7 separate regions of the Mus musculus genome follow, and all the other regions are linked to region 1. A link is a loop called in an ENCODE intact Hi-C map of the cell type or tissue named here. Cell type or tissue: left cerebral cortex. All regions are shown on one strand.

What was found. A loop is a pair of places that touch in the nucleus more often than their neighbours do. Peaks named below come from ENCODE experiments on the same cell type or tissue, not always from the same donor. Only the 100,000 strongest peaks of a DNase experiment are listed, where the experiment ranks them.
Region 2: a loop joins it to region 1, with 4 times the contacts of the local background. A loop is called at or near these places in 10 of 42 quality-filtered maps.
Region 3: a loop joins it to region 1, with 2.7 times the contacts of the local background. A loop is called at or near these places in 26 of 42 quality-filtered maps.
Region 4: it touches region 1 in a loop (4-fold over the local background); 31 of 42 quality-filtered maps call a loop at or near these places.
Region 5: a loop joins it to region 1, with 3 times the contacts of the local background. A loop is called at or near these places in 4 of 42 quality-filtered maps.
Region 6: a loop joins it to region 1, with 5 times the contacts of the local background. A loop is called at or near these places in 23 of 42 quality-filtered maps.
Region 7: a loop joins it to region 1, with 4 times the contacts of the local background. A loop is called at or near these places in 24 of 42 quality-filtered maps.

What each region holds. Positions count from the first base shown.
Region 1 is chr1:78,534,601-78,538,600 of GRCm38, reverse strand. Mogat1 (monoacylglycerol O-acyltransferase 1) reads right to left here. Exons shown (of 7, transcript NM_026713.3): 7 at 428-657. The coding sequence ends at 503. Among named protein-coding and RNA genes, the nearest start is that of Mogat1, 26 kb to the right of the region's middle. In left cerebral cortex, a CTCF peak has its summit at 1,626 (motif pointing left); DNase peaks (open chromatin) are centred at 45, 834 and 1,627; H3K4me3 peaks cover 1,011 bases; H3K27ac peaks cover 1,569 bases.
Region 2 is chr1:79,638,201-79,642,200 of GRCm38, reverse strand. The region is part of intron 1 of Ap1s3 (adaptor-related protein complex AP-1, sigma 3); the gene reads left to right. Among named protein-coding and RNA genes, the nearest start is that of Ap1s3, 32 kb to the left of the region's middle. In left cerebral cortex, a CTCF peak has its summit at 1,857 (motif pointing right); a DNase peak (open chromatin) is centred at 1,867.
Region 3 is chr1:78,662,205-78,666,204 of GRCm38, reverse strand. All of the region lies in intron 1 of Acsl3 (acyl-CoA synthetase long-chain family member 3), which reads right to left. Utp14b (UTP14B small subunit processome component) reads right to left here. Exons shown (of 3, transcript NM_001001981.3): 2 at 2,925-3,064; 3 at 1-1,879. The coding sequence starts at 1,818. Among named protein-coding and RNA genes, the nearest start is that of Utp14b, 6.4 kb to the right of the region's middle. In left cerebral cortex, no CTCF peak of the experiment used is centred here; a DNase peak (open chromatin) is centred at 1,715.
Region 4 is chr1:78,671,843-78,675,842 of GRCm38, reverse strand. The region is part of intron 1 of Acsl3 (acyl-CoA synthetase long-chain family member 3); the gene reads right to left. Among named protein-coding and RNA genes, the nearest start is that of Gm51635, 6.9 kb to the left of the region's middle. In left cerebral cortex, a CTCF peak has its summit at 1,582; no DNase peak of the experiment used is centred here.
Region 5 is chr1:78,592,025-78,596,024 of GRCm38, reverse strand. It overlaps a transcript of Mogat1 not described here. Among named protein-coding and RNA genes, the nearest start is that of Gm39665, 5.6 kb to the right of the region's middle. In left cerebral cortex, no CTCF peak of the experiment used is centred here; DNase peaks (open chromatin) are centred at 684, 972 and 2,012; H3K27ac peaks cover 488 bases.
Region 6 is chr1:78,655,724-78,659,723 of GRCm38, reverse strand. It overlaps Acsl3 (acyl-CoA synthetase long-chain family member 3), which reads right to left and starts at 1,899. Exons shown (of 15, transcript NM_001033606.2): 1 at 1,621-1,899. It overlaps Utp14b (UTP14B small subunit processome component), which reads right to left and starts at 1,899. Exons shown (of 3, transcript NM_001001981.3): 1 at 1,621-1,899. In left cerebral cortex, no CTCF peak of the experiment used is centred here; DNase peaks (open chromatin) are centred at 857 and 1,920; H3K4me3 peaks cover 2,509 bases; H3K27ac peaks cover 2,528 bases.
Region 7 is chr1:78,685,044-78,689,043 of GRCm38, reverse strand. Acsl3 (acyl-CoA synthetase long-chain family member 3) reads right to left here. Exons shown (of 15, transcript NM_001033606.2): 3 at 630-807. Among named protein-coding and RNA genes, the nearest start is that of Gm51635, 6.3 kb to the right of the region's middle. In left cerebral cortex, CTCF peaks have their summits at 686 (motif pointing right) and 1,956 (motif pointing left); a DNase peak (open chromatin) is centred at 1,963.

The sequences.
Region 1 (4,000 bases):
CAACAGCTGCCCTGCTCAGTGACGATACCACCCTAAGCCACAGAATTGCTCAGTTAGTGTCTAGAGGCGCTTTGAAGTTGGTATTTTGCTTTTGCTCTGAGCGCATGAGTAATTCTAAGACTTTTAGGAACCTGAAGAATGATATAGTCTCCCTAAATTCAGAAGATTTTTAAGTCTTAGTCATCTTCAATCCTGTGCTATAATCATCTAGTGTATTTTTATTTTCCACTGTTATGAACCAACCTTGGAGCCTTACCCATGGTAGGTAAGCATTGTACCACTTGGTCATAACCCCAGACCTCCATTTTCCTGTATTTTTATTTATCACAGTATAAAATAACAGCAGTGGTCTTCACCACTAATTCTTTTCAGCTGCAACTTGATTCTAGAGTCAAAACAAACAAACAAAAAACAAAAACAAAACAAAAACCAGAGAAATTATTTATTTATTTTCTCAACGATGCTTTCTTGCCTTCCTTTCTTATGCCTTGGAGGAAGGAGGTTATTTAAATACCAGAGTTTCGTGCTCCGGAATCCCATATTTCCCTTTGTGTTCATTGAACAGTTTCTTTAGCTCCTCTAGGTATGTCTGATGCAGCTCTTCAATCTGCTCTGAGGTCGGGTTCAGAGTCTGCTGAACAGGGATGGGGCGGCCAACTGTGGAAAACAGAGCACGTGTCATCCCTGAGGACAGCCACCACTCCACCCGCAGCCTGGGTCTCCCGTGGGCAGCTGAGCGCTGGGCTGCCAATCGGCTTCCCTCCAGCCCGCTGGCTCCAGTCCTCTCCTCAGCTCACTGGCTGCCTACCTCAGTCACACCATCCCACTCGACAACAAATAAAGAGTTTCCCTTCTCAGCAGACACTGAGCTGTCATTCTGTGGTTTGACTTCTGAGTCAAATGCGCTGCTGTGCCGACTGCAGCTGTGCGCAGAGTAGGCGTTGCTGCGAGCCACGTCACTCTCATTCTCCCCTGGGCACAGCTGACAAGCAAGACCACAGGGTTCTTATTGTGACTGACTGTGAAATGTTCAGGTCACGTGACATCCTCTATTATGACTTTTTAAAAAATATCTTTCAGAACAATTGAAAATGTCACTTACTTACAGCGAAGTCTCTGTGCGAGAAAGTCATCTAGTCACAAAACTGAAAGCAACCACAGCTCATTAGGAAAACAGTTACATAGGCTGAGCTACATTCCAGTTATTCACCGGAATCTTAGGCAGCTATCTTTTTTAAAAAAAGAAATAACAAATAACGTGGCACACACAGTGCCTAAAATGTCTAAGAAAAGTTGCAAAATGAAGTGTGATCCCATCTATAAAAAAATAAATTTCTAGGTGCACCAATATTTTCAGTGTACAAGAAAAACCTGGCAAGATCAACATTTTCCTTTGGGGATTGGGTCAGGGGTGGGGAACAGCACATTTATTTTACCTGTATCGTATGAATGTTCCCCCCCCCCAAAAGTATCTGTTTCATCTGTATAATTACAAAAATACCTATTGGTTGTAAATAAATCTGGCGGCTTCTGTACATATTTTAAAAGACGTTTACATAACAATCTCAGAATTTGGAAATTCAGAAATACAAGTCTTTGACGGCCTGTATACACTGCACCCCCTGCTGGCCTGGTGTTGCTATGCGCCCAAGGCCAGGATGAGCCGGGTGGTTAACTTCAAACCTTGAAGCAAACTACTCCTTCTGAAGTCATTCGCTTGGGCATGAGGACTGTGAGCGCCGCTGTAGGGGGGTGGGGGTGGGGGGATGCAGTACGCAAAGGGGAGTCGGGTGGGGGTGGGTTCCTTTGTCTTTCTTCAAGCTACATACAGAGCGAACCTGTGCCAGTAATGGAAGGTGGTTATTTTTTAAAAACCTAAGCAATCGTGAAGGAATAAAGAGGCAGCAAGTGATAAAGACCATGAATATGGGAGTTGAGAGGCACAGAAGGAAGGACTGACACTCCCTAATTGCTGAGTGTTTCACTAGACCGAGCCTCCAAACACTCGAGGGCAGTTTCCTTCGATCTTTACGAAGTCTGATTTATGCACAGTAGACACCAGTCCTTTGACACACATTAGAGAGAACTGGAGGAAACAAGCCAGTGCTGGCACATACCTGTAGTTTCAGCACTCAGGAGGTGAAGGCAGGAAGGCTGGGAGTTCCCGGGCAACCTTGGCTACATAGTGAGCAGGCTGGACCCATCTTAGTTTTCTCTCTGCCCTAAAGTTTCCTGGGCAAGGGATGGGAGAATACAACTTGTTCTATAAAGCTTCCTCGCAGTTGTGACCTTTGAGGAAGGAAATCTGAGAAATCTGTACACAGACGGACCAGTAAACTTGTAGTCTTTTAGAAATAGCTGTAGTTTTTAGTGAGACTACCTCAGGGAGAGAGGTCAACGGGACGGTGAAGTGGGGACTGTGGAGAGAGGCATTGCTGTCTAAGGCAGAGTAAAAACAGCTTACTGTTATAGGAATTGTGACCTCTCAACCTCTCAATTAGGGCTTCTTTCCCTAGGAAGGACACCACAGCTAACTAAGTCCCTTCTTATTAAGTTCCGTTATATTTCAGCAGCTTCTCCCAGGAGCTCAAATCTACCCCTTTCGACTGAAGTAATCATAAGATGTTCTCCTTGTAAGATGAGCATAGCCCTTCCTGCTTTCCTCTGAGATGTTAAAAGTTCCAAATCACAGGAACTTAATATTTAAGCCTAGCATCCCTTCCTCCAGTTCCTAAGCTGTCCCCTAACTGGATTAGAAGGTTAGAAAAGCTCAATGCTTTTTAGGGATAAGCTAGAGGTAATAAAGGGACAATTTGATCATCATCGAGACCATACTTAGACTACAAAACTCAAGGAAGCTCATCTAGCGGCTGTGAGGGGAGAACCACCTACCTGGGAGCAGTGGGACCAATGGGAACAAGCGGCTGTGAGGCGAGAACCACCCACATGGGAGCAGTGGGACCAATGGGAACAAGCTCCCGTGTGGCTTCAGCTTGCCTCCTGCTTCTTGAAATTGGACTGAACCCTTATTAAAAGCGTTAAGGCTTACGGATGTCTATCAGATGCTATTAGATAGATCGCGTGAACAACCTAGGGAGGATGCCGTCACTGCCTCTCCCTCACAGATCCAAGCCAACCTGAGCTACAGAGTGAGGCCCTGCGAAGCAGGAAGTTTTTGCTTTCTTTGGCCTTATTAACCTTTCCTTTCCTACAGCTCTATTGGGAAGGGGCTAAAAGGGAGGTTAATGCATTTAAGAACCCTTATTAAAGTAGGGGGTTTTGTTTGTTTGTTTTTTGTTTTTGTTTTTCGAGAAGGGTTTTTCTGTATAGCCCTGGCTGTCCTGGAACTCACTTTGTAGACCAGGCTGGCCTTGAACTCAGAAATCCGCCTGCCTCTGCCTCTGCCTCCTGAGTGCTAGGATTAAAGGCGTGCACCACCACGCCCGGCCTAAAGTAGGTTTGTTTGTTTGTTTGTTTGTTTGTTTTTGTTTTTAATGTAAGCCTACAACCCTGTCTCAGAAAGATGGAGGAACTCCCCAACCTGGCACATTCTATGTTTTCATTGCACGGTGGCTGCCTTGCTGCGAGGCTGCAGCCCTCCATCCTGTGCAGCTATCCCAGTACGGCTGCTTATCTGTGGCCTCCACAGCGGCCCGGTTCATCTCCTCGTCCTGTGATAAGTTTATCTGGGGCGGAGAATGGGGAAAGAAGTGAGGGCACAATCAGTCCAAGGATCCCTCTTGCTTCAAGTCCAAGCTACCACTGTGTAACAGGTACCTAGGCTAGAGGACAAGGAGTTTCGTGAGCCAGTGCAGACAGCAGTTAGGAGGGTTGGACATGGATGCTCATTTTTTTCCCTCAGGGAAGTAAAGAATCGATTGTGGTGATTTGAATATACTTGGCCCAGGGAGTGGCAGTATTTGAAGGTGTGGCCCTGTTGGAGTAGGTGTGTCACTGTGGGTGTGGGCTTTAAGACCCTATTCCTAGTTGACTGGGAGTC
Region 2 (4,000 bases), 1.1 Mb before region 1:
GACTTATAACAAATTAGAAAATAATGATATATATATATATATATATATTAGTTTTTTGTTCTTGTTGTTTTGTTTTTGTTTGTTTGTTTGTTGGTTTTGTTTTTGGAGACAGGGTTTCTCTTCGTAGCCTTGGCTGTCCTGGAACTAACTTACTCTGTAGGACCAGGCTGGCCTCGAATTCTGAAATCTGCCTACCTGTGACTCCCAAGTGCTAGGATTAAAGGCGTGTGCCACCACTGCCCGGTTTAATTTTTTTTTTTTTTTTTATCGAGACAGTTTTTCTGTTTAACCCTCTGTCTGTCTTAGAATTTGCTCTGTAGACCAGGCTGTAGAACTTGAGATCCACTTAGCTCTGCTTCCTGAGTTCTACTGGATCTACCAGTGCTCAGCGATAATTTTTAAAACAGAAAAAAAGAAAGTTGTAGAATTCAAAGTGAGAGGCAGAGTTTGATTAGTCTGCTGGCCTGCTATAGCCAAGAAGCGTGAGCCAGATGACATCAGCAACAGACGTACCGACTCACACGCTGCAAGAAGATAAGGAATGGGCAGTCAGGGCTGGCTCCTTCTGGGAACTCAGATGAACCATGCTGTGCTCTTGGCCCAGGCCTTTATGGTTTGCCAGCAGCCTTCAGTATTGCCACAATCTCTGCCTTTATCTTCACATGACAGTGTGCAAGTAGCTGGGCCCAAAATGGTCGAATTTATGAGTCCACCAGTCTGGTGATACTAGGTGGTGGTAGTCCACACTCTTATCAGTTTGGCTTCATTTTAACTGACTTTTCCTAGCAGCAAATCTGTCTCTATAGAAGATAAAATTCTGAGGTTCTTCAGTTTAGAACGTCAACATGTGAATGCTTGGCTGACATAATTCCATCCACTCAGGTTTCTTGTCCTGTCTCTTGGTATGACGACTCCCTTCCTTCCTTCCTCCCTTCCTTCCTTCCTCCCTCCCTCCCTCCCTCCCTCCCTCCCTCCCTCCCTCCCTCCCTCCCTCCCTCCCCCCCCCTTTCTTGTTTTCTTTCCTTGGTGGCTGATGGTTCTTACTTTATTAACACTGTATAGCTCTACTGTAATAAAAAGATTTTTAAAAATTTATTTATTTTATGCATATGGGTAACTGTAAGTGTCTTCAGAAACACCAGAAAGGGCCATCAAATTCTATTACAAATGGTTGTGAGCCACCATGTGGTTGCTGGGAACTGAACTCAAGGCCTCTGGAAGAGCAGTCAGTGGCTCTTAACCACTGATCCATCTCTCCAGCCCCAGTAAAAAGAATTGTTATTGTTGTTTTTGAGACAGGGTCTTATAGAGCTGACCTTGAATTCCTGCTTCCACATCTGAAGTATTAGGATCATAGGTGTCTGCACTGTGCTTGGCTGTCTGTCTGTCTGTCTCTCTGTCTATCTATCTAACACCTATCTTCTCTATCTTGTGTGTGTGTGTGTGTGTGTGTGTTTGTGTGTGTGTGTGTGTGTGTGTGATTTTGAAGCTACTCAATGGAGAAAAAGCCTACCTATCCTAACTTTCTTTTTTTTCATTGTTCCTCCCTTTCAATAAATGTTATTGTGCCATATAGGTGGATGATTAACACTCTTATGATAAATTTTTTTTTGTGAAGAGAACTTTAAAGTTTTACACAAATGACCATAAGGCTATTCTTGGTGGCCACCCTTTTGATTTGCCTATTACTCATAGCTGACACACACCCAACACATATGAATGACCTCTGTGTCATCCCCCCTCCCGCCCACCATGCCTCTTTTTTCTATTTTCAGTCTTTTGTCCTCCTTAAGCTTAATTTGCCTCCTTTACTGACCATTTCTCATGTTCTCAGCATCCAGCTCTGCCACCAGATGGTGTGCAAGGACTGCGAAAGCTCGACACACGCCAGCCAGTGTGATTGCCTTTCTACATCTTCAAGACAAAGGCTGGCGAGAAGAGGCAAAAAATGAGATTCCGAGATTCAGTATATTCGTGTACTTTTTTCTTCTTTTTATATTGAAACAGAACCTTGGTTTACAATCTTGAGGAAATAAACTACAAGGTTTGTTGAATAAATATTAACTGGAGAACTGGGTCCCAGAATTGACTCAACAATAATATTAAGTTGAGAGGTAGAAGCAAGATTCTTGAGCCCGGAGAAGCACATCTTCAAATAAGCAACTTTAAAATCCCAAAAGCAAAATCTTTGGATCCGAATGAAGCTATATTTCAGTGAGAACCTTCAGCCAGCACTTACAAAATATTTGTATGTATGTGTATGTGTGAGTGTTCATGTGCTCTGTATGCCTGTGGAGATCAGAGGACAACCTCTGGTATCAGGTTTCATTTCCCACTGTGTTTGACACACGGTCTCTTGTGTGCCACTCTGGAGGTCAGGCTAGTTGATTGGTAAACTTCTGGGGCATTCTCCTGAATTAGCCTCTAAGGCTTATATTAGGGGGCACTACTGCATCCAACATTACGTGGGCTACGGGGGTTTGAACTCAGGTCCTCATGTTGGAACAGCAGGTTCTTTAACGTCTGAGCTATCTCATCAGCCCTCTGCCATCATTTTTATTCAGTATCTTAAAGTGAGACCCACAGGCAAAGACAGCTCAGAGATCATGTTCCCACAAAGTGAGTTTTATTTAGCACAATCAGTGTCTTTTTGTTTTGATTACAGTTAGTTACGAACATTAAAACGGTTCTCTAATTGTCTAGATGTCAGGTTTCTCGAAGACTTGGTAGTAGTAACCACCACGCTTTTCTTGGCAACCATGTGACTGCAGCTCCTGAACCAGCTGCCTCTTTTCTCTGGGGCTTGTGATTAAGAGCGGACTACTGTGTTCTTCCCCTCCTGTTTTATGACACTGAACCTTCGCTCACATTTGATACAGTGCTAACCTCCGCCCAGCCCATGGAAGGTATTTGAACATGTGACTTACTTTCCTATTTCTTAGAGGATGGCTCCGGGTTGGTGTGGGGGCTGGCACTCCCCTGAATGCCTCACCTGTTGTCTTCCAGTTCCTTCTAACCCACTGTTAGTGGGAGAGAGTAAATGATTCACCATCAACAAGGGGTGCAGTTTTGGGAGAGAATCAACAGAGAAAATATAAGTTCCCGACCCAGAAACAACTGCTCTTACTATAGATAAAAGATATGAGAAACAGAGAAACACACCCCAGAGAAGCAAACCAAAGGGAACAGTAGATACTTTGTAGGGAACTGGGAGAAAATGACTGAATCCACAGTCAGAAGGCCTCTGATCAACAGGCTAAACTGAAAAAAAGGAGCTCGGAGTGACAGATCTGCAGGTCGGTGCTGTTTCTAGGTAGACTTATTAGTTAGGCCTTGGAAAGGCAACTCATAAGATGAGGTGATAGAGGGCATGGCAGCAGGCCAGTGGTGTGTTCTGACCCAAAGAACCAGCACAGTGGCTTTCTGGGTTCCCGAGGAAGGGGTGCCAGGGTTTCTCTCTCCCCCTTTCCGAGTAGACAACAGAAGTTTGTGTTTTACAGTTCTGCAGGCCAGAGGGTCAAGATCAAAGTGAAGGCAGGTTGGGTATCTATCTACTTGGCTTCAGATAGTACTTCACTGCAGGGTGCCCTCACATGGCCTTGCTTCTGGGTACACGTGTTGGAGTGGAGAAGGTAGGACAAGGATACGATAGTTCTTAGTGTCTCCTCCTCTTCTCAAAAAGACACAGTCATCACACATCACAACACTTTGTTGGCATTGTTTAACTTAATCACCCCCTTAAACACCCTGTGTCCAAGGATAGTCACACTGGGGGTTAGGCTTCCATATACGAGGGATACTTTAGATCAGAGCATGAAAGCCTCTTAGGGATAAACCATGGGCTAGTGATGTAGAAATCTGGAGGAGGGAAGAAGAGAATATTCTTGTTCACCGTGGGGAATGTAAATGACAAGAGCTAACTCCTAGGTGAGTTATCAGATATGGCAAGCCTGTGTTGGACTTGCTCTGTGTGTGCCTGTGCACTAAGTGGCTGACATGT
Region 3 (4,000 bases), 130 kb before region 1:
AGCTTCCCTTATTAGCTGCTTGTGATCGGTCTCCACTTCATCTTCTAACTGCTGTATTGTGGGCACAGCCAAAGACCTCACAGGAGATGAGTTAGCAGTTAGGAGGTTCCGTAGATCAATCATTTGTTCCTTCTTTTTCTTCCCTCCAGAGGCATCAGGGTTGGTGAGTGGCTTCATCTCCTTCCAATCCCCTTTCAACAAAGGTCTGGAAAGCCCTTTTTTTGGATAATGTTCTTCTTTGCTCAACTCTCCTTGTTGTTCCAGAACATGTGCTCTCTCTAGCCTTTGAAGCACCAACAACTTCTCTGAGGCAAGGTCCTCTCTCTGGATATGGAGAACATTTTCCTCTGAACTCACTTTTTGATTGTCAGATTGATGACTTTCCTTGTTGAGTTTCTGTAATACCTCCTGGCTATCAGAGTCTTCTGTTTCTTGGCCATCCATTAGCTTAGCATTGTTGGGATCAACTCTTTCTTGAAAGGATCTTTCTTTTAACACAAGTTCTTCTGCCACTGGTCTTTCATCTCCCTCACTCTCAGAAGACACATGGGCCACAAACTCAGGCATCTGTTCAGGATCGGTCTTGATCTCACCCCGCTTTGCATTGCTGTTGCAACTGCTAAGCATCCAGGGATTTACACCATCTGCATTCATCTGTAGGTCATCCATTCCATGGGAGACAGAGACTATTCCCTCTTCTGTGCATCCGTCCTCTTCCTCACTCTCTGAAACTACCTGGAGTTTCTGTGTCAGTTCTCTGTTCTTAGCCAATTGTTCTTGCATAGCTTTTCGAGCCTCAGGGTCATATTTGGCCATAATTGCCTTTGACTTTGCCCATTTCCCACTGCCCTGGTGCTTAAGGCTCATCCGTTCTGTCATTCTGGCCTTTTCCATTTTCTCCAGTTCTTGCAATGCAGCATTTGGGCAGTCTTTCCACAGCTCTTCAAACTCTTTTAAGGCTTTCTTGGCCTTTCCTTTCTTTAGAGCTCTGTGATACTTCTTACTCTTGATTCTCTTCTCTCTTCGAGCTCTAGCCTCATAATAGGACTGTAGAGCTCGCGTCCTCTGAAGCTCTGCTCGGCGTATCTTGGCTTCTTCCAGGCTCATGGCTCTGATGGAGGCTGTTTCCACGGGAGTCAATAAAGGGTCTGTTACTGGCTGCTTGTTCTTATGAAGAAGGTTAAAAACTTCTCGTTCCAGAGGGGTTCTTACTTTCCAGTCAGTAAAAACATGTTCAATGGGTGCAACCGCTGGCGGCTCCTTCTCCATGGGAAAAATCAACTGCTCTGCCTGCCGGTTCTTCAGAACCACCGGATCCCACCTGGAGAGCATTTGTGAGGTTTTGCTGAATGCTGCTTCCCTGAGGGCTCGGTCAGCCTCTTCTTTGTTAAGGGGTGGGGTGAGCGTCTTTGACTTGACTCTATGCAGCTGTTTTTTCACAGCAGCCACCGAAGATAATGCTGTAGCAGACCCAAGCAAATCGGAAAGGACCAGCTTTTCACCTGATCCTTCAGAAGTGACATTGAACTCTGAAACCATCCGACTAGCCTCAGATCTCTCTGCCAACTTCCATTTATTCTTTCTACCAAGGGAACTGACTGCTTCCAGAAGTTTTTGACGTTTTCCTTCTCCATCACTGTCCCCCTCATCTTCACTCGTACTCAGTGGATAGTTTTCTGGCAAATCCACTAGTTCTTCCTGCTGGCTCAAAGCCAGAAGGTCTGTCACATTCCTGGCCATGTTCATGGTAGCAGCCTCCTTCTTCTCACAGGGCCTGTTAGCTCTTGAAGAAGGATCTGGTCTCATCTTTGGCTTCATCTATTTACTGCCCACTGTCTCTGACATAGATGTTTTCTGAGAACCTTATTTATTGAGATGTCTAAAGAAGAAAAGACCCAGATAAATACCCCAGTAATTTCAATGTAGTCAACACATAAAATGTACAAGTCAACCAGGATGGTGATGTACAAGGCCAGCCTAGGCTACAGAAGTCTCCGTCTCCGTATCTGTGTCTGTCTGTCTATCTGTCTGTCACCTGAAAATTTTAACACAGGTAACAAAAACCTCAAGCCAAAGCAAAGAAAAGGGAAATGAAAAGAATGAATCATGATAAAGATACAAGAGATCGGACAGGAAATTAAGTGCAATAGGAAGCCCAAATGGTTGTGGACAATGCCATATCACAAGTCTTAGTAACATCATGGCAAGCAACTCAAGACGCACTTCTCAATACACTTCCTGTATGTAACAAGTGAAAAGACCCTCATCTTCTCCTCTTGCTATATATCCCAGGAAACTTTTAATTCATCTAACAATTACTTTCTGAGTTGCTATAAGTCACTGAATGAAATCATTGACTAGATCTGCCTCAAGCCTCTGCTCTATACCTCCCCAAAGGATACATTCTAATCCCCTTAGTCCTCAATAGCTGAACCTTAATGTAAATTTGTTAACCTATCAATCCAGAATGCTTGTTCCTATTTAATACAAAAACAGAGATAGAAAATAGGAAAAGAGAGGAACTAGGAAAAGCAAATTAAAACAGAGGAGAAAGGCAGAGAGAGAGGCAAGGAAAGAAGCACACTGCTGAGTCCTCCTAAACTACCTACCTGTTTGTTTCCAAGAATTTAAATTGTCCTCTTACAAAACTGAAAGGAAAAGCTCAGAGACAGGCTCAGTGCTGCATGCCTATAACCCCAGCACCTGGGAGACTGAGGGGATTTTAAAATCAAGGCCAGTATGGGGTTACATTAAAAAATAATAAGTAAAACAACACAACACAACCACAACAAAAAGCATGAGGTTACATTAAAAAGAAAAAAAGAAAAAAGAAAAACAAAAAAGCTTGTCCCACCCCACTATAAGAAAAACTTTAGAAAGAAAACAAAGTCTGAGAAAGAAGTGACCGACTCCAATTTACATACCAAGTGTTATATACACGGATGGCAATCCACTCAGCAACCCAAAGTTGGTGATATGCCACTCAGGAGGCTAAGACAGATGGATCTCAAGTTCAAGGCCAACCTGAGCCTCACAGCAAGTTCAAGGAGTAAACAGTAAGACCCTGTTCCAAAAAAAAAAAAAAAAAATGCCACCTGAATTTGTGTCATATGACATAAGCCTTATAACTATAAGTAATAAAAGTAGAAGCTGGTTATCTGAATGAGAACGTGTGAGAACACCAGAGTCAGCCTGTTTGCAATGTGCTAACATGTAGAAATTTATTTTCCCAGGAAACCTAAAGCCCACGTCACAGTTAACTGATATTAACTAAAAGAGAACAAACCTAAAGGATGCAGTCAGTGAGACGGCTCAGCAAGTAAAGGCTTGCCACTGAAGCCTAGTGAACTGAGTTCAGTACCCAGAACCCACATAAAGGAGAGAAAGAACCAACTCCAATGCTGTTCTCTGACCTTCACCTGTGTATTGTGCATGCACTCAGATGGACTCTCAAGGGCTCCAATGAATGTGCACACACACACAGACACTCAGACATACGTACACACACATGCAGACATTCATATACATGCACTTGTAATTTTTTAAATAATAGAACAAAATCCAGTTAATGGTCCCAAGTTACAGTTTTCTATTTACATACATCTCCAACTCTACTAAAAAGGTTCCTAATACATAAGATACTTCCTTAAGGTGGGACTATATATAGAAGCTTAATGATACTATTTCATGAAAGAAGGCAAAGTTAGGCAACGGTGATGCACACCTTTAATCCCAAGCACTCAGGAGGCAGAGAAAGGCAGATAGATCTCTGTTGAGTTTGAGGCCAGCATGGTCTACAGCGCACGTTCTAGAACATTCAGGACTATACAGAGAGACCCTGTCTTGAAAAACAGGGGGGGGGGGGCAGTAAAATATGAAAAACCTACATTCTCTAAAAACAAATAAAGTGGTTTTTGGTTCATGTTTATTGACAATACTGCAGACACTTATTTAAAATCTCACAACAATTCTTACAGGAAGCTAGAACTAATGCACAGAA
Region 4 (4,000 bases), 140 kb before region 1:
ACCTCTAATCGACGCCCCAGCAGGCACTGCCTCCCCAGATCCTTCCACCCCAGCATACTGGGGTCTTTTTACCATGCCTGAAAAATAATATATAAACTAACCATCTTTAACAGCCTAAGACATCAGTGCTTATATCAAGTATAGATTGAGTGAATGATGAATACAAGTTCTACAATAGCCTAACAATAGAAATATAGAAAGTTATCTAACACAGTAAGAAAATAACGGGGAAATACTAACAGTGATCACATAAATAAATACTCCACATATTATTGTCCATATTGGTAAGAATGACTCCATGTTTACATTAAAATTACATACACTTCAGACTAGGTTGACAGTAGCTAGTGCTTACTTGCATGTATGAGGCTGTATTCGAGAATGGCAAAAATGAAAAAGAGAAAAAACACTCCAGGAACCAGGCATGGTGGCAACCACTCACCAGGCTCTGTCAGGGAGGGAGGCCCAGCGGGGTTACACAGTGAGAGCCTGTCTCAACTCACTTTACATGTAAGTCATCCTGGTTTGTCTGGGTTTTCTGATAACTAAAACTTCCTGCTTCATTTTAGAAGAAACTCAACAACATCCTCCTGCATCAAACAGCAGGAATCCAGGCCAGAGATCAAGTCAACAGGAACAAGCGGAATTTCTAGTCTTATGTTTAGTTTTATGGTAACAAAGCCAGCATCATGGTAATACAGTCTAAATAAAAGCAAAAATATATAAATAAAAATTTTTAAAAAACAAATACTAACCGTGTTAAAAAGGAACATTTTTATAATTTACTAAAAAAGATTACTAAATATTCTTTTATTTTTCCGAGACAGTGTTTCTCTGTGTAGCCCTGGCTGTCCTGGAACTCACTCTGTAGACCAGGCAGGCCTCGAACTTAGAAATCCACCTGCCTCTGCCTCCCAAGTGCTGGGATTAAAGGCGTGTGCCACCACTGCCCAGCTACTAGATATTCTTTAACAAAAAACCTTCAATGCAGATCATTAAAATCTGCAGATATATGCAGAGTTGGGGTGGGAAGTGGGAAAAGAAAGAGGAAGAACAAAAGCTGCCCCACATGTCATAGGCCTACGAAGTTATTTTAGAACTAAGATCATTTTTAAAGGGCAAACAAGTATCTATGTAGTTAGTACCAATAATTAAAACAGATGGCAATATAGACATTTCTCACCAAAATAATACTTAGGATATGCAAATGTTTCACTTTTTAATCTCAATAGGAAAGTTCAGATTTACATAATGAGCACAGAATAGTAGACAGGCCTGCTCATCTTGGCTGGCACCTACCTGTTCAACCTTTCAAACTCAAAAACAAATAAACAACAACAACAAAAACCCAACCCAGACCTGCCCTACAATAGTCTGTGTACAACGGTACCCGCCCATTTAGGTCATTAAGCACTTCCCGTAGACATTTTTAAAAACAAACAAACAAACAAACAAACAAAAAAACAAAAAAACAGGCCAGAGATGGCTAAAAGTACCTATCAATCCAGGTTCTATCTTTGGGACTTGCAAGGTAGAATAAAGAACCAACACCCTGTAAGTTGTTCTGACTTCCACAAGAGTGCATCACACAAACACAAATAAAAGGTCTTAATGTTTCTGAATTACCTTCTAGGCACCAAAAAAAAAAAAAAAAAAAAAAGTAGTTTCTTTTTTTCCCTAAAAGCCTGGTTTGTATTTAATAGTACAGAATCATTGAATATAGTCCAATTCTGGTTCTATTCCATCCTTCTCTGACTTCATCAATACTTACATTTTCTGTTAGCAATCAGGCATTTTCACACGGGCCTGCCCTCAAGGACCTAGCAACAGCAGGATGGGTCATTACTAGCTGCCCAGCCGGACAACTTTGCCACAAGTCTCATGTTCCCCCATGCCAATGTGCTATATAACTCCATATAAAACCAGTGCTTCCTCTCCCTGCTCTTCCCTTCCAGCCCCACTCAGCGGCAAGGTCTACATAAACCTTCCTAAAAACCTCCCATGTGAGATGTCCTTTCAAGGTGTCTTTGTTCTGTCCGCTGCTTGAATCACACCTCCCCAATCCTTCAAGGCCTTTCCTGACCTGACTCTAGTTAATCACTGCAGCCTCAATATTCCCTGCTCAAATTCCCAACTCCTCTATACATGATCCCTCCGTTACCATGGTACCTCCATGTCCCTCTAATCTGTAATAGTCCCTCTTATAGCACATCCTTCAGTGGCTTCCTACCCAATGCTTTCCTCACAATCTCTTCTGCCCTCTGGTCAACCTCATGATTTAACATCACCACCATCACCAAATAAAAGCATCAGGCCATCCTTTTATTTACTCTCTCCTTCAAAGAGCTATCTTCTGTAGATTTACTTCCTATTAGAAACTAATGAAAACCTTGAGGGTGAGGTTGATTTGGTTTGATTTGAAACAAGGTTTCTCTGTGAAGCCCAGGCTAGCTTTGAACCCTGGGATCTACCTGCCTCAGGCTCCACACCGTGTGCTGGGATTAAAGGTGTGCACCAACACCACCCAGCCACCATTAACAGAGGTTTTGACCTCAAACTTTTAAGGGAGGGTTAGTAGAGAGGGTATTGGAATAGGAATGAGTGAGCAAGGGTTACTTACCTGACTAAGTTGCTGGGCATGGGAAGGCTTGGTGCTTGGGCTTTTATAATCAGTACAGATTCTGGTAGATGCTTTCCCATGAAGGCTCTTTTTTAGCAATCTTTATTTTAATTAACATAGCTTTATTTTCTTTGTTTCTAGTTTTCAAATTCTTTAGTATTTTACATATCTTAATTATTTCACAAAGGACTGTAGGGAAACTCACACTCTTTGCCTTGAGTGGTTTCTTTGTAAGTACTAGTCATCATTGCCAATTCTGTGCATTAGTGCTTGCTTCCTGTAAGAATCCCCCTGTGAAGGGTAGCACCCCTATCCTGCCTACTGCGGTTTGATGGACAGAAACATGAGTCTGGAACTTGGGGGGTTTGGGTTGGAATCCTCTTACTGTTCTTCGGAAGCTTATAACTTTTCTGGGCCTCAGTTTCTTTACTGAATGGTGGTGATAACAGGTCCTATTGGTCAGTATTGTGAGATCTTAAGTGTCTCAGAATTGTTGTGAGCCAATTTATTTGAAGAATGCATGCACTAGTGATTTTTGCTTACTGCCTTCTCACTTAAGTAGCATTATCTTCTCTCTCCCTCCCTCTCTCCCTCTCTCTCTCTCTGTGTGTGTGTGTGTGTGTGTATGTGTGTGGGTGGGTGTGTATGTGGGTGTGTACACTCATGCCATTAGGCTGAAAAAAATATTTTAAATCCATAAAGTAATTATTAGCTAATAGTCAAGCATCTGTTGAAGACTGGGCATGCTGCACACCCCAGCCCTTGTGGGGTCCAGTACTCAGAGAGGGGCTGCTGACTGATAACCCACACAATGGTCAATTTAACAGTCATAGTTACTCTTGAGGATTTACAAATTCCACTATTTTTCTCCACCCTCGCCCCATTAATCCCAGTGCTTTTACACAGCTCCAACTCTCCAAACTCCAACTCTGATGTCACCTCTTTATGAAATCTTCTAGCCAGTGCTTGGGGTCTTTTCTCTAAGAACCCAATGCTTTAAATAAACCTCTATGGGTTTTGCTGATTCCCACCTACTTCAAAGAAGTGGCGGGCACGTTAATGACTCTCTAAAATACTTAGCAGCACAGACAGCGCCACATATCATCCATAACTGTAGTTTTCCTTTGTTTCTGTTGCTTTATGAACTTACCTCCAAAAGAGTAAAACAAGAAACATCACAGAAAATATAGTAAGGAATTTTATGCCTTTCCTTCTGAAAATTAGGCTGGAAATCCAAAAAAAAAAAAAAAAAAGCCCAAAGGGATATGATATAAAATGTGATTAGCTAGATTTTCTATCAACTTACTCAACACACAGTAAATCATTGAGGGGTTATGCTGTCATCTAACTAGCCCTGTTCTTCAAATCTTTCAATAGGTA
Region 5 (4,000 bases), 57 kb before region 1:
TAAACCACGACCGAAAACAGACAAGAAGAAAAGCGCTATCGGGTAATTCCTTCCTTGGTTCCTAATCTGGTGGAGGCCGTGGTTATGTGAGGACACAGGAGAAGGTGGACGTGTGTAAGCCAGCAGTGGAGAGTCATCCTAATCTTAGACTTCTCTAAAATCTAGGCTGAGGAGGAAAGAAATCTGCTGGTTAAGTCAGCAAGTCCAGCACTGTCACGGTAGTTCAGCTCGAAAAGACAGGCAATGGGACTGATGACCTGAATTTGATCCCTGGGACCTATATGATGGAAAGAAAGAGCAAGTCCTCCCAGCTGTCATCTGACCTCCACATTCCTGCACGGCATGCCCGGTTCTCAGGCACATACAACCACAGGAGCAAAATTAACAGATAAATGTCATTTAAAAAAAAAATCATGCCACATAGTCTACAGTGCTTCCTTAGCTGAGGTGACAGAGCATAGAGACGGAGCCCCCAGAACAACCAACTTGTGCCCCGCAGTTTAGATCTGGGCCTAACACAGGCAAGAGTGAGCTGTCTTCAGACCTGTGGCTACAGACCCAGAGAGTCTATCTGTAGTGGAAGTTATGTGAATCTTAGCCTAGGAGCTTCATGGCGTTTATATGAGCCACATGATCTTCCCTTCCCCCGAGGAACAGCAGGTCTCACTTTCTCGAAATTACAAATGTTGTCATTTTTGTGAGACTCAAACTGACATGTCAGGAAACACTTGTATAAAAGCCATCTAAAAATACACACCAACTTGTCATAGTTCCTGTCTTTAGGAGGAGTTGGAGAGAGGATAGGATTAGTTTTCAATAATTCAACTACTTTATGGTTTTAAAAAACCCAACTATACACTGTACCAGAAAGAAATCCTACTTTCTGGTTATTTCTTATTGGTATGAGCTTGACTCCCAGCCGGGTCCAGAAATACCATCTTACTGAAGAAGGAGGAGGAGGAGTTAATTTTGGAAATAAAGATTAAGAGTATTTAAAAAAGAAAAACAAGTGACACAGCAGTTTCTACCATAGGTTCAAATCTGGGTATCTTTTAGGAAGAGGGATAAGTTTAGAAAGAGGGGAGCAGCTGCCTGGATGAGCCTCAGATGACCTGTTTTCCTGCCACTCCAAAAAAGAAAAAAAAAAAACAAAAAACAAACAAACAAAAAAAAAACTCACCCCAGCCTGGGGACCCTTCACCATCTTCACTGTCTTGACACATTCTGTGCCAGAGTTCATTCCTTTCCAGTGTTTGCCTGTCTCCAGGGAGCTCTGAGCTGCACCAGGATAGCCTCGATCTACAGCTCCAGGCTGAGGCTGAGGAGTGACTGTGACCAACCAGAAAACCCCCTCAGTGAAAGCTAAGGTCCCTCTGGAGAGAGGGGAACCTTGTTCTGTGGAGAAGGAGCAAGGGCTTCAAAACTCTTTTTTAGCATTTATTAATTTATATAGCACAATGGCTTTCATTCTGACATTTTCATACATGTACGTAATGTATGAGCTGTTACCTCTCTTACCCTTTCATGCGCCACTCACTCTTGCTGACCCTGGCCTCCTAGTTAGCCCTTGTGTGCGTGCGTGCGTGCGTGCGTGCGTGCGTGTGTGTGTGTGTGTGTGTGTGTATGTGGCTGTGAGTGCAAGTGATGAGTTTCATTAGGACCGCTTAGATAAACATGGACAAGAGTTTGCCTACAAGAACTATGGCACTCCACCAGTGGCTACACCGCTGAAGAAAATGTCTCCATCCCTCATCCATCTTTGACTGTGTGTAGAAAGCTTCATGAGTCCCTCCTCAGAAATTCTTCAGGCATCAAAACACAGTTTGGCCTTAAGCTTAACGTTTGTCAGGAGCCGCCTGAGATGGATTAAGTGAGTCAGAAAGGAAGCTGTGAGCATTAGGAGATTGTGCCTAATTGCTGAGATTGCTGAGGACTTGGGGAAGCTTTTCCTCTGGTGCCAAATAGAAATGGCCCAGTGAGGGGCACACAGAGGCCAGGCCGCATGTTCCTGGCAAAGGCAGGGGGTTTGTTCTTTGCAGCTCAACTTGAATGAGGCAGCTGGCTAAGACACTAATGAGGAGAAAGGCCCCAGCCTGAACAAAGACAAAGGGTGGCCCTAATCAAGGAACCGATGTGTTTGACCATTTCTGTCCAAAGAATGTTCCTGTTAAGAAAAATGCATGAGAAAGTTCTACATCTCTGCTTTTTAATCTAACACATAAAATAAACCCGTGGACCGGAACATGGGAACAAACACACTCAAGAGTCGGTGGTAGCAGCCGGGCTCTGACACTAATGGCAGATGCTTCCGTTTTGTTTTTATTTATTTAAGTGATTATTGGGTGTCTGCTTGTTTGTTGTTGTTCGTGGGGGTGGGGGTGGGGAGGCTGTTGTGATTTTGTTTGTTTGTTTGTTTGTTTGTTTTTAACAGAGTTTCGTATCGCCCAGGCTGGTCTGGGAGATTCATACCCTCTTGTCTCTATCTCCTGAGTGTTGGGATTACATGCGTGTACCACCATATCCAACCTCTAAAGCTACTTTTTTATTATAAAATATATTTTGTAAATTATCTGAACATGTTCAAGAAAAGACAGCTTTTTGTTTGTTTGTTTGTTTGTTTGTTTGCTTGCTTGCTTGCTTGCTTGTATGCTTGCTTGTTTGCTTGCTTGCTTTCTACATGGTTTGTTTCTCCTTCTGCCAAGGCCAGAGTTGGAGAAGCTGGGGACAGTACAGTCTACACAGCTATTTTGACAAAGACCCATACATAGAATGATACTCATACAATGGCTGTTTATTTCTTTCAGTGTTGGAAATAGAAGTCCAATATCAAGATTTGGGCATGTTTGGTTTCTGCTGAGGCCTGCCACCTTAATTTACAGTTGGCTGCCTTCCCAACGTGTCCTTACATGATCTTTCCTCTGCAGATACATCCCAAACGTCTCTGTGGGTCTGAATTTCTTCTTATAAGGGTACTGTCAGAATGTGTAGAAACCCATCCTACACACTGCATTTTAACTCAGTTACCTCTTTTAAGACATTCTCTCAGCTGGGCAATGGTAGTGCCACGCCTTTAATCCCAACACTTGGGAGACAGAGGCAGGTGGATTTCTGAGTTTAAGGCCAGCCTGGTCTACAGAGTGAGTTCCAGGACAGTCAGGGCTACACAGAGAAACCCTGTTTCAAAAAAACAAAACAAAACAAACAAACAAACAAAAAAACCAACCAACCAAAAATGAAAAACAAACAAAAAAACATGATTAAAGCAATGTAAAGGTTTTATTTTAGCTTACAGTTCCTAGGGATATGGTCCATCCTGGCAGCGAGAGGTACGGATGCTTGTGCTCAGCTGGCTTCCTCCTCTTTATTTGGTACAAGACCCAGTCCACCGGATGGTACCATCTACATTAAGAATCGGTCTTCCCACCTCAATAACCTAATGGAGATAATCTCTCATGGACATGGCTCAAGATTTGTTTCTATGGAAATTCTAAGTCCCATCAAGTTGACAATCAAGATGGACCATCACAGTGGCATTGTACTTGAATGCTACTGAGGCACCTCATCTTGTTCTCTTCTGGACTTAGCTCCCTCCTGGCTCCTCAACTGGCCTCGGCAGCTCTCTGATATCAGCACTGGGTACTTTCCTCTTTTGAAGGTAGCTTTGCGGTAGTCTTACACAGATGTTGTGGGTTGCTGTAATGCTGTTTGTATTCTGATGATAATTCTGCTTCCTCAAGAGGAGTTGCCTCCGATGAGCAGTGGATCAGGTAATCTCAAGTGAACCTTCTCCCCATTCTAACTGGTCAATAAAAGCTAAAGCCTGTGATCGGGCAGTGGAAGGGAAAGGTGGGACGAGAGGTTTGGGAGAGTGAGGGAGGAGGACGGCAGGAGGAGGAGGAGGAGGTAGGAAGCCATGATGGAGCAGAATCGTGTGGCCAGGAGAAACCACAAGTAGCAAAGAGTCTTATAATTGGGGAAATAGTTAGTATAGCACTACATC
Region 6 (4,000 bases), 120 kb before region 1:
CTTGTTAGAATCTTCAATCATCCAATACTTCACCTTTATTGCATGTAACATAGGTTGCAATCACCCATTTATCTACAAAATCCTTGGCATGTAGTCTAATCCCAGCCTGAGGGCACAGGGACAGATCAACCTATCCCTGTTATATCTCCCAGCACCTGCTAAGATGCCTGACATGACTCAATGAGAAGGCTCTCCGTGAACAATTAACTGAATCAGGAAGGCGCTAGTGTTATTCCCACACACAGTGTCCTTCAGTGTGTCCTTCTTTCTTTGCTTTCTCCAAGGAGGACATCTTGGGACTCACAGGGTACCAGTCACTCGGCCCAAATGTCCTACAAATCCAGTAACTGGACTCCAAAGATACCAGGTGACCCTCTCCTGTGGCCACACTGGAGTCAAGGCACTTTATGACAGAAGAATCAGAGCCTAAGTTAGAAAATACAATCAGCCTTCAACTCTACATGTGAGGGGTGCTCAGGGAGACACCAGAAAACGCACTCTCAAGTCCCAACACTTCCCTCTCTGTAATAAGCTTTGCATGCACTTCTAGGGGCAACTCAGCAGCACCCTTCAACAACACTCAGAGCCAAAGTGCGCATACAAAACAGCCTAAAACAAACAGGAAAAACAAAAACACCAAACTACAGCTCTGCAGAACCCCTAAGACCCAAAAGAACCTAGAAACCCAAAGCCACGGAAACCATTCAAACACCAACAGAGGGCTGTTGCTACTAAAGCCATCAGAGATTTGTTCTAGATTCAGACAGGCCCTCCTGGGGCTCAAGCTTCTCCTAGTAGCTCAGATCTGGGCTAAGTTAACGTGTCCACAGTGCAGGCTCTCTCGCTGTAAAACTGAGAATGTGCGACCGTCCCGGTGGACTAACAATGTAAACATAGCCATGCACAAAGTTCTTGGTGTGTGGCCTTTAAAAAAAGCTCAGTAAATGCCAGCTCTGTCATTCTAGGCAGTTATCAATCCCCCCTCTCTAGTTTCCACTGGATTCCCAAAAACTGTCCTGCCCTTTCTAAGTTGAGGGGCTCTATGTACAAGTGATCGGAATACCTGTTCTAGAACCAGAACGGACCATACAGTTGGATCTTCATCTGTGAAATCCCATCACGGGGATCACAAGTGACCCCCGGGGCTGCCTATGTATGCATCTCATGACTGACTCGTCCGAGACTAAAACGCACTTAGGAGGAGACACCAGAGGTTCCCCACGCCATTCCCACCGCCCGCACCCGCATTTCCTGTCCCACACCCGCAGTTTTCAGGGACCCTCTGGGCGCTGGTACCTCCCACGGACGCCGCGCGGCCGCGTGGAGCGGGACGACCCCACCCACGTGCCCGCGCCCGCGGAGGAGGCCGCGGTGCATCCTTCCTCCCGCGCCCGCAGCTCCACGCCGGCGGTTTCCCCGAATCCGCGAGGACGCCCTACTCGCCACTCACCCTCCACCAACCCCCGTTTCCCCGACCCTCGCCACGGCCCAGCACCCCGCGGCCCAGGAGTCCCCTCAGGCACCGGCGAGCGGCATGCACGCTCGCCGAGTGGGAGGAGGGAGGCCTGGCCGCCATCCCGCGACCCTCATCGCCTCACAACGGGCGCTGCGCGCACTCACCGCGGGCTCCGACCCACGCAGGCCTGGCTGCTCCTCAGAGCGGCTCCTGCCCAGCGCCACCTCCTCAGGACCCTGACGCAGCTGCTGGGGCCGCCCTGCGAGACGGGGACGACCGCCTGCTGCCGGCTCAGCCTCCCGCTCTGCCGCCGCCTCCTCGTCCGAGCCCGCGACCGCGGCCACAACCGCAGCGACGTTTCCCGGGCGCCGGCTGAGCAGCGTCTGTTGAGCCGCAGTCCTGGACGCGCACCCCGGGCTGGCGCTCGTTGCATATGCAAAGAGACCGCCGCCCATTGGCCCGCGGGCGGTGGCGCGTGCGGGGCTCGGCCTATCAAATGCCGGCCTGGGGAGCGCGGTGCTGGCGGCAGGGGCGGGGCGAGGTTACTATGGGTCATTCTGCGGAGCCGCCGACGGCTGGACCCGACTGGGGCCCTCGCAGGGCGGGGATTGAGCCCTTGGGGAGGGGAGCGGCGGGACGGACCCGCAGCTACAGCAGCTGCAGAGGGGAGCTGGGCAGGGGGCGCAGGGCGGGAAGACCTGAGGCGTCCAGGGTGCCCCCGCTGAGAACTGCAAAACCCGCCTTCACTGCTGCGATGCATAAATCTCAATATAAACGAAGAAATAACCTGCTTGTTTTTTTTTTTCCCCATTCTTCTCAGGACTGGGTTCGTTATCCTAGTTTGAACACGGATTTCTAGCAAATCTTGCAAAGAGAAAAAAAAAAAAATGACGTTTGAAAATGCTTGTGAAGGGGAAAGCTCAAAGCATGCCCTGTATTATTTCTCTTGCATGGGCTTCGTTTAATGCAGCGTGTATCCCGTTTACTCGTAAATCTTCGCATACCCACATTTCATGTTTGCAAAGGATGAAACTTTACTCAAAAATAATCTTTTATCAGCCGGGCGTGGTGGCGCACACCTCTAATCCCAGCACTCAGGAGGCAGAGGCAGGCGGATTTCTGAGTTCGAGGCCAGCCTGGTCTACAAAGTGAGTTCCAGGACAGCCAGGGATATACAGAGAAACCCTGTCTCGGAAAAAAAAAAAAAAAAAAAGCTTTATGAATCTTTATGACTGTGTGTGTTGTTTAGTTTGCCATTGTATAGATCCTCTTGGACACTACATCAGGATATAGGCATTTATTTTACAACTGCCTCCCCCCACTCAAAACATTCACCCAGCAAAACACAAATGACTAAATCAGCCACTGGAGTGTAATATTAGAAAGAGACTGTTCGTAGCAGAGTTGTTTTTTCTTAACCTAACCTATTATTTAGTTGGTCTGTGAACTTTTCTTTAAGTAGGTGAAAGGTCGAGTTGCTGTGCTAGCCTCAAGCTAAGGCAGAAAGAGGCTCACTTCCCAGGACAATCTTAAAAACTCCGAGGAGGCTGCCAGGACTTGAGCTAGGTGGAGCCATGATACACTCTACAAAGCCAGCTCACTCACTCACCTTGGGCCCCTAGCCAGTCTAATTGCCTGAAAGAACAGATAGTGTTTGACTCAAGCAGCCTGCTCCTACTAGGAATTTCACATTTCCCAAGGAAACCCTGCCAATAAAAGGAATGCAGAATTTCCAGTCTACAGAGGGATGAAGATGTGTACCTCAGAAGTGGTCATTCAGAACTGCAAACCTTGAGAAAAACTAAGCAACTTCAAGACAGCAAAACTAATAGTGAACCTTCCTCCCCAGTTAACAAACATAAAACACATGTGTAGAATTCCAGGGACATCTTTCTTCGTTATCTCTTTATAGGCTAAACAATATTTTATGGGCATGTATTTACATTTAACAGAAAATACTCTTGAGATTCAAATACTGAATTGGAATATTGTCTGCTGTTTAATACTAGTTAAACAGAAATTATTGTGCTTCTGTTCACTAGGCTTCTTTGTATGGTTGTTTAGTTCTTTGTGGGAGAGTGGGAGCCAAGATCTCATGTAGCTCAGACAGGCCTGGATTTTACTATGTAGATCAGGGTGGCCTAGAATTCACAGTGATTCTAGGATTACAGGTGTGATACACCTCTTTAGGCTTTGTTTACACCTGGAAACTCGTGCTTACACTAAGCCCACAGGCTAACCTTAAACTCCAGACAATCTTCCAACCTCACCTAGGTTTATTTATTGTCGTTGTTGTTTTGAAACAACAGGGTGTGATGACTCACAACTTTAATCTTAGTACTTGGAAGGCAGAGGCAGATAGATCTCTAAATTTGAGGCATGCCTAGCCTATTTAGTAAGGTCTAGGCCTGCCAGAAGCAGAAGATGGTGTTTTGTTGAGAGAGAGAGAGAGAGAGAGAGAGAGAGAGAGAGAGAGAGAGAGACTGGCAAGGTGACTCAGAGGATTATAGGTGCTTAGTGCGAAGCTTGATGACCTGAGTTCAC
Region 7 (4,000 bases), 150 kb before region 1:
AGGAAAAAGAAAAAAAGAAATGGAAAGAAAACCAGGAGTTTATAACAAACAACTGCTGAAACCATCGTTTTTGTTTCAAGTTCATTTACCATGACCTTAGGCACCACCTCCAGGACTGTTTACAAGGTTGGCCCATCACAGTCACCACTCAGAAGTGGACTAACAAAATGGAAGTGTGCTTATAAAGGTCCCTGAGGGATGGGAGCAGAGCAGTGGTCCTGTATGTCAAGTCTGCTCTACCAAATACAGAAAGCCCCCTTAACATCTGACAAGCTGGGTCCAAAATAGACAAGGGAGGGAGGAGGGAAGGCGGGCAAAAAGGAAGAAGAGAAGGCAGGAAGGAAGGAAGCGAACAAAAAGTGAATAGCTAAGCCCTAACACATGCTCTTCCAGTAAGTACATAAAGGCAAAACCCGGTATCAGAATGCTAACCTATTAAGAAATATTAATCCCATTGTAGTGGTGAACATCTCAAATCCTAGCACTCAGTGGGAAGAGGCAAGTGGATCTCTGAATTTGAGGTCAGTATATATAGTGAGTCCTAGGACAGCCAAGGCTACGTAGAGACTCTGTCTTAAAAAACAAAACAAGAAAAAGAGAAAGATTTTAAAAGTGCCATCCATACGTACGCTGGAAGTTATACATAAAACACGCCTGTGCAGCGATCATCCACTCAGCCCTGGTCTCACAGAAGATGGCGATGTTGGCCTTTGGTTTCTGGCCCAACATTTGTAACCCATTTCCAAAGTCAAGGGCTCGGATGAAGACATCTTCATAGGAAAGCCAATTATAGTGCCCCAGAATAACCTGATACAGCAAAGTATAAAAACACAAATATCATTTAATGTGATGAGAAGAAATAGGAACAAATTTTAAATGTACAAAACATGTTAGTTTCAAGTGAAGATGTATCTTTAAAAAAAAAATAGCTTTGTGACATTGTCCATGACAACCCAATAACTATGCTAAGCGTTTAACTATGATGTGGGGGAAGGGGTGGCTTTATTTTTGGTTTTCAAAAGTATTTAGAACTGAGCTAAAACATGGATCTATACAGCTTAAGACCAGCTTAGTCATACACTGAGGCCCTATTTCAAGAAACAAAAAAAAGGTCACATGAGTCTGAAGTTACCTAAGACAGGGAACCTGGAGCACAGAGTATGTTTGACTGAATCACTTCTTAGACAAATAGCCCTAAACTAATCATTCATTTAGAACAGAAGTTTACTTTGTGGATTTCAGAAACAGACAGTATGTGCTCTATAAACAAAAAGTGACCCACTACCCAAGTTCACAGAAATATTTATGGCCATTTAACCTGAATTAATCATCCTTTCATGATAAGCAAAGTAAAAAGTCTCTCTACAACCAGGTAGAGACTAAGTTATAGTATTCAACATCCCTCTGGTTAAGCCTCGAATACCTAACTAGCCTACAGTATTTCATTTGGATTTGTCAGAAGTACAGATAACCTCAAGTTTAACTTATTAATTAGCTCCTTTTAAAGCTGCTTAGCATACTTTCTTCAAGGATTTTCAACTAAAACACAATCAGGAATTCTCCATTACATATAAAAACTGAACAAAGAACAAACTACAAACACATACAGCTGGCTTCTAAGCATGGCCATGCTCATTACATCTCATGCATCTTAAAAGTCATCTGACCAAGGGACTAGAGATGGCCAGTGACTCCTTTTTTCGAGGACCAAGATTCAATTCCCAGGACCCATGTGGCACTTCACAACCATCTATAACTCCAGTTCCAGAGGACCCAAGACTCCTTCTGGCCTCCACAGGCCCTGACACATATGTAGTGCACAGATATGCATGCAGGCAAATCACTTATACACATAAAACTAAACAACAAAACCATCTGACAATGTTATTTCTAAAAATGCAACAACATTTAAGAGAGTTCTGTGATGAGCAGTTAGATGGAAGGGATCAAGGCTGCCCTCTGGTGTCCTACTTGGGATAACTGGAAGATCACACTGCCCTAACTGTAGGTCCAGGAACTCTCACCTTGCTCTGTGCCCCCATGAAATGCTCAACATGGGAGTTCCAATGACTTCACAAGGAGCTCTGCATGACTGAGAAGACAGGTGAGAATTTGGCCTAACTGTGCAGGAACCAGATTGTATTTACTAGGTGCTAAACTCCACCTGCTAGATTTAAACCTAAGTGACAGGCTTTACATGGCAAAAATCACCCAATATACTACCCGAATATATAAACTCTAATGATGACATCTGACAACAAAATAAAATTCTAAAAATAATAATCATATAGAGCCTATGCCTCCCATGCCTATAATCCAAGTACTCAGCTGAGACAAAAGGATTGTCCTGAGTCTCAGGCTAGCCCTGGCTATGTGAGGATTCAGGCTAGCCTAGGCCTGTTAAACCCTGTCTCAAAACAGAAACAAAAGCAAGGAAGGAAGGAAGGAAGGAAGGGAGGGAGGGAGGGAGGGAGGGAGGGAGGGAGGGAGGGAGGGAGGGAGGGAGGGAGGGGGAGGAGGAGGAGGGGCCATGCCTGGTGGGTGGCACACATCTGTAATCCAAGCAATCAGGAGAGTGTAGGTGGATCTTTTTTAATTCAAGACCAGCCTGGTCTACACTGCAAGTTCCAGAACAATCAAGGCTACATATGGAAACCCTGTCTGTGGGGGTAAGAAAAAAACAAAATATATGGGAAACCTGGATTTTGTTATTTAAGCCACTGAGTGTTCTAGCTAATTATCTGTCTCATAAAGGTTACATTTGTGAACACTATTTACCCACAGTTATATCTAATTCATACTGCAGTCTCTATGGCTAAACCAAAACTAAACTCATTTAACTTAACCCCCTGCTACACTATTAAACACTGAAGAAACACACGCAGCTCACTAAATGCAGGCACGAGTTTCAACACCCAGTCTGGTGGCCGTCCCAGTCATTCATTTTCTAATCCTCTGATAGCTTGTAAGCTTTTTATTGGTGGTTTGGTTTGGTTTGGTTTTTTCGAGACAGGGTCTCTCTGTATAGCCCTGGCTGTCCTGGAACTCACTCTGTAGACCAAGCTGGCCTCAGAAATTCACCTGCCTCCCGAGTGCTGGGATTAAAGGCATGAGCCTGGCTCTTTTTTTTTAAAATATCCTCCCTCTCTACCTGGAGATGATCACTGTTGCTTACATCACTAAACCATTACAAATTCAAGAGAACACTCAAGCCCTCCTCTACCAAGTTCAGTAGTAGATGTACACCTACACTCACTCTGCAGCCCACAGGGCTCAATGTCCCTGACAGAAGCCAGAGGCTCAAGGACAGCTTCAAAGAGCTCTTCGAAACAACCATCTGTTCAACAGGATTCCTAACTGATACAAAAGTGACGTTCTCTCATTCACCCTCTTTTCCCTACCTGTTCCTTCATCCTATGTAAGCAGGACAGCATGTCCAACTGCTTAACAAAGTAACTGAAGTTACTCTTAACTTACACTCATCTTTAGTCTCTTTTCCAAGCCTATCCAGAGTCTACCTACAAAGCATAGCCTGGCCCCAGCCATTTCTTTCACTTCCATTACTGTCATCCCACAATACTCCGTAACCACTCTTATTCCTTACAACCACCCAGACAAGGCCATTCCCTTAACTTCAGACTGCAGGGTTTGGCCTTTGCAGTAGCACTTAGGCCATAAGTTGTGACCCTTGCAAACCCCAAACCTGCCTCCTATAAACCCATCCATAAAGCCCATCCTTTCTTGTTCTTCAGAGGCTAAAACAGGGCCAGAAGATGCTCTCTCCACGATCTTCAAGTGTCCACCCCAAGCACTACACTCAACTGAGCTCAATCGTGTCTGGGACCCACTACTCCGTCTTTCTGCCCAGAAGGTTCTTTATCCAAGTTTGCTACGTCTTGTTGAGGTCTCATCTTAACTGAGACCTATCCAGGCAGCCATTTAATCACCAATCTGCGTTACTTCTCACACTCTATGCTCTATCTTCCTCTCATGTAAAAAA